Linked DNA regions of Mus musculus: region 1 is linked to region 2. Evidence: chromatin loops called from intact Hi-C (ENCODE). Cell type or tissue: heart. All regions are shown on one strand.

What was found. Hi-C counts contacts between places; a loop is a spot of excess contacts. Peaks named below come from ENCODE experiments on the same cell type or tissue, not always from the same donor. Only the 100,000 strongest peaks of a DNase experiment are listed, where the experiment ranks them.
Region 1: a loop joins it to region 2, with 2.4 times the contacts of the local background. A loop is called at or near these places in 1 of 42 quality-filtered maps.

Annotation. Positions count from the first base shown.
Region 1 is chr5:24,602,144-24,607,143 of GRCm38, reverse strand. It overlaps a transcript of Smarcd3 not described here. Among named protein-coding and RNA genes, the nearest start is that of Smarcd3, 2.6 kb to the right of the region's middle. In heart, a CTCF peak has its summit at 2,132; DNase peaks (open chromatin) are centred at 2,163, 3,243, 3,963, 4,783 and 3 weaker places; H3K4me3 peaks cover 4,255 bases; H3K27ac peaks cover 4,850 bases; H3K27me3 peaks cover 417 bases.
Region 2 is chr5:24,748,410-24,753,409 of GRCm38, reverse strand. Crygn (crystallin, gamma N) reads left to right here. Exons shown (of 4, transcript NM_153076.3): 4 at 2,221-2,408. The coding sequence ends at 2,356. Among named protein-coding and RNA genes, the nearest start is that of Gm33591, 6.1 kb to the left of the region's middle. In heart, a CTCF peak has its summit at 2,533 (motif pointing right); DNase peaks (open chromatin) are centred at 1,429, 1,939, 2,549 and 3,499; H3K4me3 peaks cover 3,025 bases; H3K27ac peaks cover 3,825 bases.

The DNA of each region.
Region 1 (5,000 bases), 150 kb after region 2:
GGGGCTTCCTAGCAACAAACACTGAAGACTCCACCAACATCTGCAGACATAGCAAGCAGAAAGTCTGGGATATGGTGTGGTAGACTCGCCTTAGAGCATCAGACCCATGAGGCTGGCAGAGGGAGGCCTCAGAGGCTACTGTGAGACTGATGGGCTGCCGCACCAAAGGGCTCTGAGCTCTAGAAGAGAGAGGAGAGAGAAAGCATGCAGCTTTGTGTACCCAGGCCCAGGCCATCGTCCCTCTAATCTTCTCATATTTCTAAGCCCCAGACTCTAGCCAGACCTGTAAGGTGCCCATCAAGGAGAAGGAGGTGGGTTGACTGTGTATGGCACATCCTTTTCTCCCAGGGAACTGCCTGATTTCAACCATTAGTGCAGTCTGCCTACAGGCAGAGCCACCGCTGGGCTGCAGTAAGCTAGCACCCTTCAAGACCCCCCAGAAACATGGCCCCACACATCGCCCATTTCCTCAGAGAAATGTGCACCTAGTCTCAGTGGCTCCCCCTTTTTATTTATTTATTTTTACAGTGCCTTAAGCTATTTGGAGTGACCCGCTCCAAGAGACCACCTAATTAATGGAGGCCTTGAGGGGGATGAAAGAAAACTGGCTGTGAATCCAAACCCTGCCTTCCCTCTAGGCCAGCGGGATGCTCAGAGCCCCAGAGGCCAGCTCTGCGCTCCTCCTGCGACCAGCAGCCTCAGCTCCCCGATGTTTGCAGTTCATTGTGTGTGCGGTGTGTGGGGGTGGGAGGGGTGTCAAGGAGCGTCCCATTAGACTGAACAAACCCACGCAGGCAGAGCGAAGGAGGATTGTGCATCAGCTAACCTTTATCATGTTCCTGCCCACGGCGCAGGACCCTGGGGACCCCACGGTAAGGTCTTTCCCTTATGGCAGGGGCCCCATGGCATGGTATGTGGTGTTGAGGGTACAAATGAGGTGTGGCAGGGAGGGGGCAGAGAGTGACTCTAAGGAAAAGAGGGGAGGCAGGTGTCCCTGCAGACTTCACAGAGGAGTGGCTGGCAAGCGGTTCAGGCCTCTGTGGGAACAGCACCCACTGGCTGTGGGGATATGTCTCCATGTCTCTCTGCCCCCTCCCTGCCAACCCTTCCCTCGTTTGCCTCAGTTCTTTTCTGTCTGTGGAATCCTTGGTTCTCTGAGCAGGGAAGGTCCTGGGATCCCTGGGCCAAGGCTCTCTTTTACCCCTGAGGAAGCAGGAACAGGCAGATAGAAGCAGCTCTTCCAAGGTCATACAACTGTTTCCGTGGCCGATTTTTTCTTTGTTTTTTGTTTGTTTGCTCATATTTGCCGTGTGTGTGTGTGTGTGTGTGTGTGAGTGTGTGTGTGTGTGTGTGTACATGCATGCAAAACTAACACAGAAAGGCAAAGTCACACAGAGAGACAGCCCCCTTTACAGTAGCAGGCGGTGTGCTGGGCACAGATGCATTCTGAAAACGAATAGGGAGGTGCGCAGGCACAGGGACCACTGTGAGTGATTCCCCCAGGACTAGAGCTGAGTCTCTCAGGTGATGAAGGAAGTGGAGGATGTTGGGGTCTCAGAGGTCTCTCCTCCTACTTCTAGAAACTGTGACTGGTCCTAAGTTCTAGCCAGAGTTCCCAAGGGACTTGGAGCTTATTCATCAGACTAGGTCCCCTGTCATGTCCTAGGATTTAGTGACCAAAGGAGAAAGGTTAGGGACAGGCCAGGTCACAAATATCAGGAGACCTGGCAGTTAGAGTTCCAAAGGGTCTCTCTTCACACTCCCCACCCCCTGATAAAATTAGGGTAATTGTTTTTCTCTGAGGGAAGTTTTACTGCTGGGGCGAGGGAAAGCTGACAAGAGAAAGGGGTCTGTCTCTATGGCAAGATGTCCTTTCTCCCTCTTCGCTCCTTTGTTCCTCTTCCACTCCCTCCCTTCCTCTCCCCAGCTAGCTTCCCTTCTTTCCTTCTAGCCCTTCATTCTCCCTTTCCCACCCCCTCAATTCCCCCCTGCCTTGTCCCCAATCGGGACCTCCACAGAGGGCGGGAGCACAAGACTCTTGGGCTCCGGCTGGGTCTGGGTGGCCATCTTCCCGCAGAGAAGGAGTTAAATCTCTTCCCTGCATCCCTCCTCCCTTCTCCGCCTCCCCTGGCCGCCGTGGAGTCCTGCAGCTGGGCCCTGGGCTGACCTTCACCGGGAGGGAGGCCGCAGCGCGCATGCTCGGTCTGGGGAGCCGTGCGGGCGGAGGGAGGGCGGTGCGGGCCGGCGGCCGGAGCCCCCAGTGCACCGGCTGCGGCCGCTAGCTCCGCACGGTGGGGGGCGAGGCGGCCCGTCCGTCCCGCAGGCCGCGGCGCAGCGCTCCCTGCGCGGGGAGCGGCGCTTTGCCATTTGGTGCTGGTGGTGCTTCTGCGAGGGAAGGAGAGATGGGGGGACGACAGGGGGGACTCCAGCTCCGGGACGCAGCGCGGCCGCCCTCCCCTTGCCCCAGACACGCTCTCGGCCTACCCGGGTGTGGCCTGCGCCCAGTCTGGTTGGAAGAAGGCCGGGCTCTTCGCGGGCACTGTGGGCGACGTGTTACTGCCCAGCACCCTGGTGGCACCGAGGTGGTGGGGTTACTGTCCTTTGTGAGAAGGTCTCCCTGGCCACAAGTCCCCCACTAGACCTGCTAGAAGAGCATGTTAATGTGTCTGCTCACTTGTGAACGGCCTCTCATTGTATGGGATGTGGGGAGGCCAGAGTGTGCCTCTATGTGCAAATCCATGTGGCTCCTTGTCCCTGTGGCAGTATGTGTGCTCCAAGTTGTGTGGTTTTTGTGAAGCATAATGATACCCCCAGAGGGCCAGCTCCAAAAGGACCTGTCTGTGGGTCTGACTGGTGTGCCCCGTTCCCCTAGTCCTGGCATCTCCCACAGCTTTCTTCACCACCAAGGCCTCCCAGGCCTGGTGCCCGTCCTTCAGACGTTCCACCCACAAAGCTAAGGTGACAGCCGCCTCCTGTCTTCTCCTCAGAGGTGGCTCTAAAAGTTGAGGACACCTAGCTTTTCCTAAAGCCTAGAGTTGTCCACCCCACTCCCAGAACCTCCAAGGACTGGGATTTCCAGTCCCTGCTAGGAGCAGAGGTCGGGGTAGCTGCAGTGACTCACATCTTCAGGTAAACGGCCTATGTTCATTGGCCTGTTAAGCTTTGCAGATGTTCTCAGTTTTGATGTTGTAGACAGAGCCCCTGTACCCAGCCAGGCTGCAGAAAGCGTGGGCCCAATGCCATTTCTGCCTTTAGGAGTCACAACCTCCTTGGGAGACCAAACACAAAACACCTGAAGTGAAGGGCACATGAGGCATTCCGCCAGCCCAGTTTATGGGCAAGATGAATGAATGATATGGGACATTTGGATAAGACCAAAATAGGTTCCCGTAAGCGAAGCAGGGAACCAGGGTCCGACCTGGGTCTTAAAGGATGGGACAGGCAGAGAGTGCAAGTGGAGGCATTGCAAAATGCCTGAAGAGCCTTAGACCAGGGGATGAGTGGGGTGGGGGGAGTGTTGGAGGTGAGCTGCTGGCCCTAAGCAGGTTATCTTTCCAGCCACCACCGTTACTGTCTGCTGCTGCTGGAGTCTGCCCATCCTGGAATACTGTCCCCCATAGCATCTAAGAAGATGTTTTCTCTAGTCTTTCACGGTGACAGTGGCCACCTGAAAGGACAATGACAGCTAGGCATACTAACAGGACCTGCAGGAAACAAAGATACAGGCCAAATAGACTGGGAGAGCATTCCTCTGCTCCTTATCCTGACCCATGAAGACATTCTGAAGGGCCAAAGGTTAGGGTCCCTCGGTGCAATGGGTCTTGAGGGCTCAAATTGTATGTGTTCCCACAAGTTCCCTCAGGCATTGTCCCTCTCTCAGCGGCAGCCCCAGCTAGCCCATAAACCTGACCCTTGATTGTCCTGAAACCCGCGGACTCCTCCTTCAGAAGGTGGGGACAGGCGTGGCTTGTGGAATGGGCGGAGCTTGGGCTCAACCTAGGGATCTCAGGATTTGTCCCCTCCTTTCTGTTCTTCCTCCCCTCCAGGGATGGCCAGTTCTATCCACACTGTCCCATTTAGGGTTTCCTCGTCTTCCTACCCCACACTCCTGCTTTCTCTTCGGTTCTGGGGCGGACTTCACCAATCCCGAGCTCTCTGGGTCTCCGCGCCAAAGCCATCAAGCCCTGCTTGCCTCACCCTTTCCTCCTACCCACCCAAGTACCCACCCTGGATCCGCGCCATTCCTCACAATGTACTCCTCCTGTTCTCATGAGTCCAGTCCATGTCCCCTTTTCGGAAATATTTCCCCTATTGCCCTCACTTTCTCGCACAGAGACAAACAAAGACTCACAAGCCCAGAAATAGACTCCAACAGAGCTGAAAGACACAGGCCGTGTCCTGCCCCGCACGCACGCGCGCAGGCTCGGCGGCTCTTGTGAAGGGAAGCACACAGACTGGGCGTTTGTCAGTGCACGCACATAAACATCCACACCCACAGCCTCTGCGCCGTGCCACAAAAGGGTGCAGACACACGGTGTGCGAGACAAGGGCACACACATCTGCGGGCGCCCGGGAGCCCGCCTAGCCCGGCACACCCACCGCGCTGGCCCTGGGACAGGAGCAAGGCCTGCTTCGGGCTCGGGTTCCCCCCCAGATTCCTTCCAGCAAATGTTTCCCTACTTGGCCTGCCTGGTCCCAGGGGAAAGGGCCTCAGAAATGCTGCAGGAGCCACTTGGGGGAAAAAAGTTGGAACTGTCTGTTCCCTGCCTGGCCATGTCGGCGAATTCCCTAACCGAGAAACTATTTGTGGCGAGGGCAGAGTGGCTGGCGAGCCCCTTGTCACCTCCCGTGGTGTTCCCTCCCCGAGCCGCCACCGATGGGCCCCGGGCGGCCTGGGCGCAGCGCAGCTGCCCATCGCGCAGCCTCCGGGCAGATCGGCTCGTCTCGCCGCTTCTGTGCGCCGCTTGGACCACGCGGAGTGCACAGGAGGGCCGCTCCGT
Region 2 (5,000 bases):
TGAAGGGAGACAAAATGTGCTCAAAGCAGAGCCCTAGCTACCATCTTACCTGACCCCCTCCCCCAAGCAGATGATACCCGAGAGTCCAGGGGTAGGAGTCCAAAACAATTTGCCTTGAGAAATTCCCAGGCTAAGTTGTGTCTCATGAGATCAGAGGCATACTTTTGTATGGGAGATGTCAGGAGACCCAAGACAGAATCCTCCTAGCAACCCTGGGAGCCTGAGGGAGGGAAGGCAGGAGTGGACACTGGATGGAAGAGAATATAATCTCCACTTTCCAGGGAGGAGCCAGTCTCAGTGGCCAGGAGGTTGAGGCCAAGATGATGGATCCAGAGTGTTCTTATCTTTGATAACCTTAACTCTTATGTGATATAAGTCTTGTGCAGAAGTAGCTTCGAAAACGGTGATGCCCTGGGTCCCTGGTGCCCTTTCTGGGATCCGGCCAGCAGTAAAGCAGGGCTCCTCAACCACCTCCCTGTGCCAAGAGTGTTGTTCCTTGTGGGTTCCATGTCAGCTCAGGAGTGAACGGTCCCTCATACCTGTGTCCTAGGAGGCATGTCAGGAAAAGCAGGGACATCCCCCAACACTCCAACAGACTGAGCGCCCCCCCCTCTAAATTTTAAAAATGATTTTTATTTCCATACATTTGTCTTACTTGCATGCATGTCTGTGCATCACATGCATGCCCGGTGGGGTCAGAAGCAGGCATTAAATTTCCTGGACCTGGAGTTACAGACAGTTGAGAGCTGCAGTGTGGGTGCTGAGAAGCAAACCTGGCTCTGGACAAGCAGCCAGTGCTCTTATCTGCTGAGCCGCCTCCCCAGAGACCCCTTCTCTGTTGCTTTCCTCTAAGAGTTGCAGCTAGGTGAGCAAGGATGCGCAGGATTAGCTGTCACACCAGCCAGGTCCCTTTTCCTTTCAGAATGTCCACAAGAGCTCCAAGATGGCTCAGGGCAGTACAGAATAGAGACTGGCTCACTCTCTTGGAGACTCTAGCTATGTGGTGGAAGGCTGTGGTTGTAAGGAAGTGATCTGCTCGTCCCTAGCATGACACCCCCCCACACACACACCCCTTAGTTTCCAATCCCTGACCCTACTGTCAGATTGTACCATTTACCAGTTGAGGGGTCAAGATGATGAAGGGAGGGGCCTACGATGACTTGGAGTGGAAGAGCTAAGGGCTAAGGAAAAGGAAGTGAGCTATGTGACCTTTAGTTTCTCCCTCTCCCCCTCCCCCTCCCCCTCTCTCTCGGCTGAGCTGTCTGCAAGCAGAAAGGCAAGGACACTCCCTGGGAGGGAATTTGAGAAGTTTGGGACTGAGTAGGAACTGCCTAGGCACATCGCGGGAGGGAGGTTCCCCGAGAAGAGAGGTCAGAGTAATACTACAACCTGGATCTCAGCCATCTCCTCAAGAGGCCGTGAGCACCCGAGCACGCCCGAGGGAGTCCTGCCCCAGAGAAAAGCTGTTTTCTACTCTAGTGAAAGAGGGGGAGGGGAGAGCCCGAGGTAAAGACAGAGACAGCCCTCTGGTGCAGGCAGGCCTGGCGGCTCCTCCTCCCCGACTTCCTAGCTCCCTTAGGCCAGCCTCCAAACCTGAGCCCCAAGTGAGAGCGTCCACACGACGACTCTCCCTGGGTCCCACATTTACACCTCTATACTTATTAAGAACCTTTTCCTTATGCCTGTTCCCAGGAAGAGACCACCCATCCGATCTTCCCAGTTAATCTTCCTGATTCCCTGGTCCACTGGGTTGTAAAGGACAGGGGCCTGGTACACACCTTCCCCCCAAATCCCCCAACACAAGGGCGCTCTTGTCAGACCTCCTGTCCTGCCAGCTCCAGATCCTCTGTACAACGCAGGCAGCACAGCCCACTTGTACTAGAGCACAGGCACCGCCACGGCTGTTGGCTGAGTGGATACACAGTGGGAACGGTCCCCAGTTTGTGTCAGGCGTCCTGTCAAGAGCTGGGTACTCTGTGCAAAAATGGCCCTTTGGTGGGTGACTGGGCATAGTGCATCCCCAGTCGCTCTCGCTTTTGTCATGGGATGGTCAATTACTGGGCAGTCCCCATCTTGTCGAACCCCAGCACCAAGCCCGAATCAGATATCGTCAATCAAGGTAGTGAGGAGCTAGGACCGAGGGGCGGGGGCGGGGCCGGGGCCGGGGAAGCGTCCTCGTGTGGTTCCCTCCGGGTGACTCGCCCTTCCTCTGCCCTTCAGGTGGGTCCTCTATGAGGAGCCAAACTACCGCGGCCGCATGTACGTGTTGGAGAGAGGAGACTACCGCTGCTTCTCCGACTGGGGGGCCCACAGCGCACGCGTGCAGTCGCTCCGCCGGGTGCTCAACTTCTTCTAGTCCCAACTGCGTACGTGCGACCCACGGAGGCAATAAATATCCAGAAAGCGGAGTGCTGGCGGGCCTCGGAGTGCTTTCTAGGCCTCTCACCGGCTGGCGGGCCCCAACCCGGCAGGGGGAAGGAAGCCTGCTGGAGCAAGGAAGCCAACTAACTCCCTCCCCCGCCAAAGCCTAGCCAGAGCAGCAGCCGCCTCGGGGCCCAAGGCCACACGAGGGCGCCCGCGAGCAGGACGCAGGCAGGCTGTTTTCTCCTGCTAGGGGGCCACGCCCGAGAGGAGGGGCGAGGTGGCGGGGGTGGGGGTGGGAGGAGGATGAAAAATGGGGATGGGAAAGGGGGTGAAGGTGAAGGGCGGGGTGGGGGAGAAGAGGAAGCTTGCTTGCTGGGAAGCGGTGGGGGCGAGAAGAAGAGGGGCGGGGCAGGAGGAAAGAGGCGTGGGGGAGCTGGGGGTGGGGGAGAGGAAGGCCAGGGGAAGGGAGGGGCTGGCTAAGAGGAAGAGTCCTGGCTGATTTGGGAGGGAGAGGCCAGGTGATAGAGAAGGGCGGAGTCATGCCCCTGGAATCCGGGGAATGGAGACCTGGAAGAAGCTATCAGGGTCCTGAGGCACTAGACAACGACTGTCCCTGCAGGATATCACTCAGCCTCCGCCTTTGCGCGGCTCCCGGAGCAACTCTATAGAGCTTCCCTGTCATCAGATCTTTTCCAAGACATTCGGTCCGCCTTGGGGCTGGGCGTAAATCTGGAGAACACGTTTCCGGGAATGGAAGACCGGAGGAGACCCCTGCAGTGGGGTTTCTGATAAAGGGGTCCACATCCTCGAATGCCAACGTTGTTCCCCATTGAGAGAGGAAAGGCTCCTTGAGGGGGGTTGTCCAGATAAGATGGCGGCTCAGGTTATTTCCCTGCCCCTGCCTGTAGACCCTGGTCCTCCCTGACCAGTGTCTCCCACCTCTCCTGCCTCATTTCCTCCTCTACCTCCCTACACCGAAGGAAATGAGAAAAAGAATATCATTAAAAATCACTGCGTTCACACAGGTGATGCTGTCACCAGGGGCTAGGCAGAGGGCAAAGATGAATGACTCAGGGCCCTGGGTCACCCCAGGACAGTAGAGGATTGTTCTAGGTAGAGCTACGTTAAGCAGCCTCTGGGTAGAGAGCACAGGCGTATCCTCTGCCATATGAGTCCCCAGGGCTTGCTGACTCTACTGCATTCCACCAGAAGCCACTAAAGCTCAGAAAACTGACAGCTCCCAAGGGACCCTCCATCCCCTTGAGGCTTAGGCCAAGGACCCCTTGGGAAGGGAGTCTGTTTCGAGTCAACCCTGCGTGTTGCTCAGGAACAGGAGCAGACCCCTTTGTGGGAGAGTTGCAGCCAGCTTGCTTCCATGAGTGAGTAAGGCCTTCCTGGAGGAAGACAGGGCCCTGTCTGTCCTTCCTTCTCCTCCATAACCATCCACTCCAGCCCCTAACACATCAGAGGAGGGCAGAATCCAGCTGGCCCTGGCTAAGGGTCTCACACTCTTTTGCTTACTGTGAATAGCATTACTATGGGTGTTTATTGAGCGCTGACTTTATACCAGGCTCTTCAGTAGATATAATTCATGCAGTTTTACTTGATCTATACAGAGACACCCGTGCTTCTTATCACCCCTGGACAAATGAGATGGTTAGACTAAGACAGCTAAGTAACTTGCTTGGTATGACATAGCAAGCAGGATTCAGACCCATTGCCCCTACACTGAAACACATTTGCATATATTAGGATATTTGACTTGAGCTTGGGAGAAAACCAAAAGTCCTGTTCTTTGTGAAATAATGCAAACCTATCTGTTACACGCACCCTACATATGTGAAAGCGCAAGCCAGCTGTGGTGACTCAAGCCCCCCCCCCCCCCTAAGCAGAGGCAGGTAGATCACTGCAAGTTCAAGGCCAACTTGATCTACATAGCAAGTTCCAGGCCAGCCAGGAGTGAGGCCCTGTCTAAAAAAAGCCAACACCAAACACAACTAAAGAAGCCCAGCGACCTGTGAGAGGACAGTTGTTGCAGCATGGCAGTTTGCATGCAGCCATGGAGCTGTGCTCCCAACGTGAAGTGAAGCGCTTTATGATGTGTGTGTCAGTCAGTGACCATGTACTCGAGGGAAGCAGGGAGAAGAACTGGGTGACAGCAGGACTCTCACTCAGGGGTGACCCTATAGCCATACACTTTTTTGCAACCCACTTTTTTTTTTTTTTTTTTTTTGAGACAGGGTTTCTCTGTGTAGCCCTGGCTGTCCTGGAACTCACTCAGTAGACCAGGCTGGCCTCAAACTCAGAAATCTGCCTGCCTCTGCCTCCCGCATGCTGGGATTAAAGGCGTGCTCCACCACGCCCGGCTTGCAACCCACTTTTAATGAGGGTTCCACCTCTCTCTTCTAGCCCATCACCCAGCAGAGGTATGGAGGAGAAAAGGTATTAGGATATGGAGGAGGTGGACCCGTTCAGCAATGGTTCTTTGGGAACGAGTTTGATCTTTTTGGACAGCAGTTCAGTCCCATAACAAACACCAAATACAACTCAGCAGCTGCAGAGCAGCCCTCTAGGCAGGCAGATACCAGGCACAAACCAGCAGCTGCAGTCCAGTCCTTTCAGCACGCAGACACCAG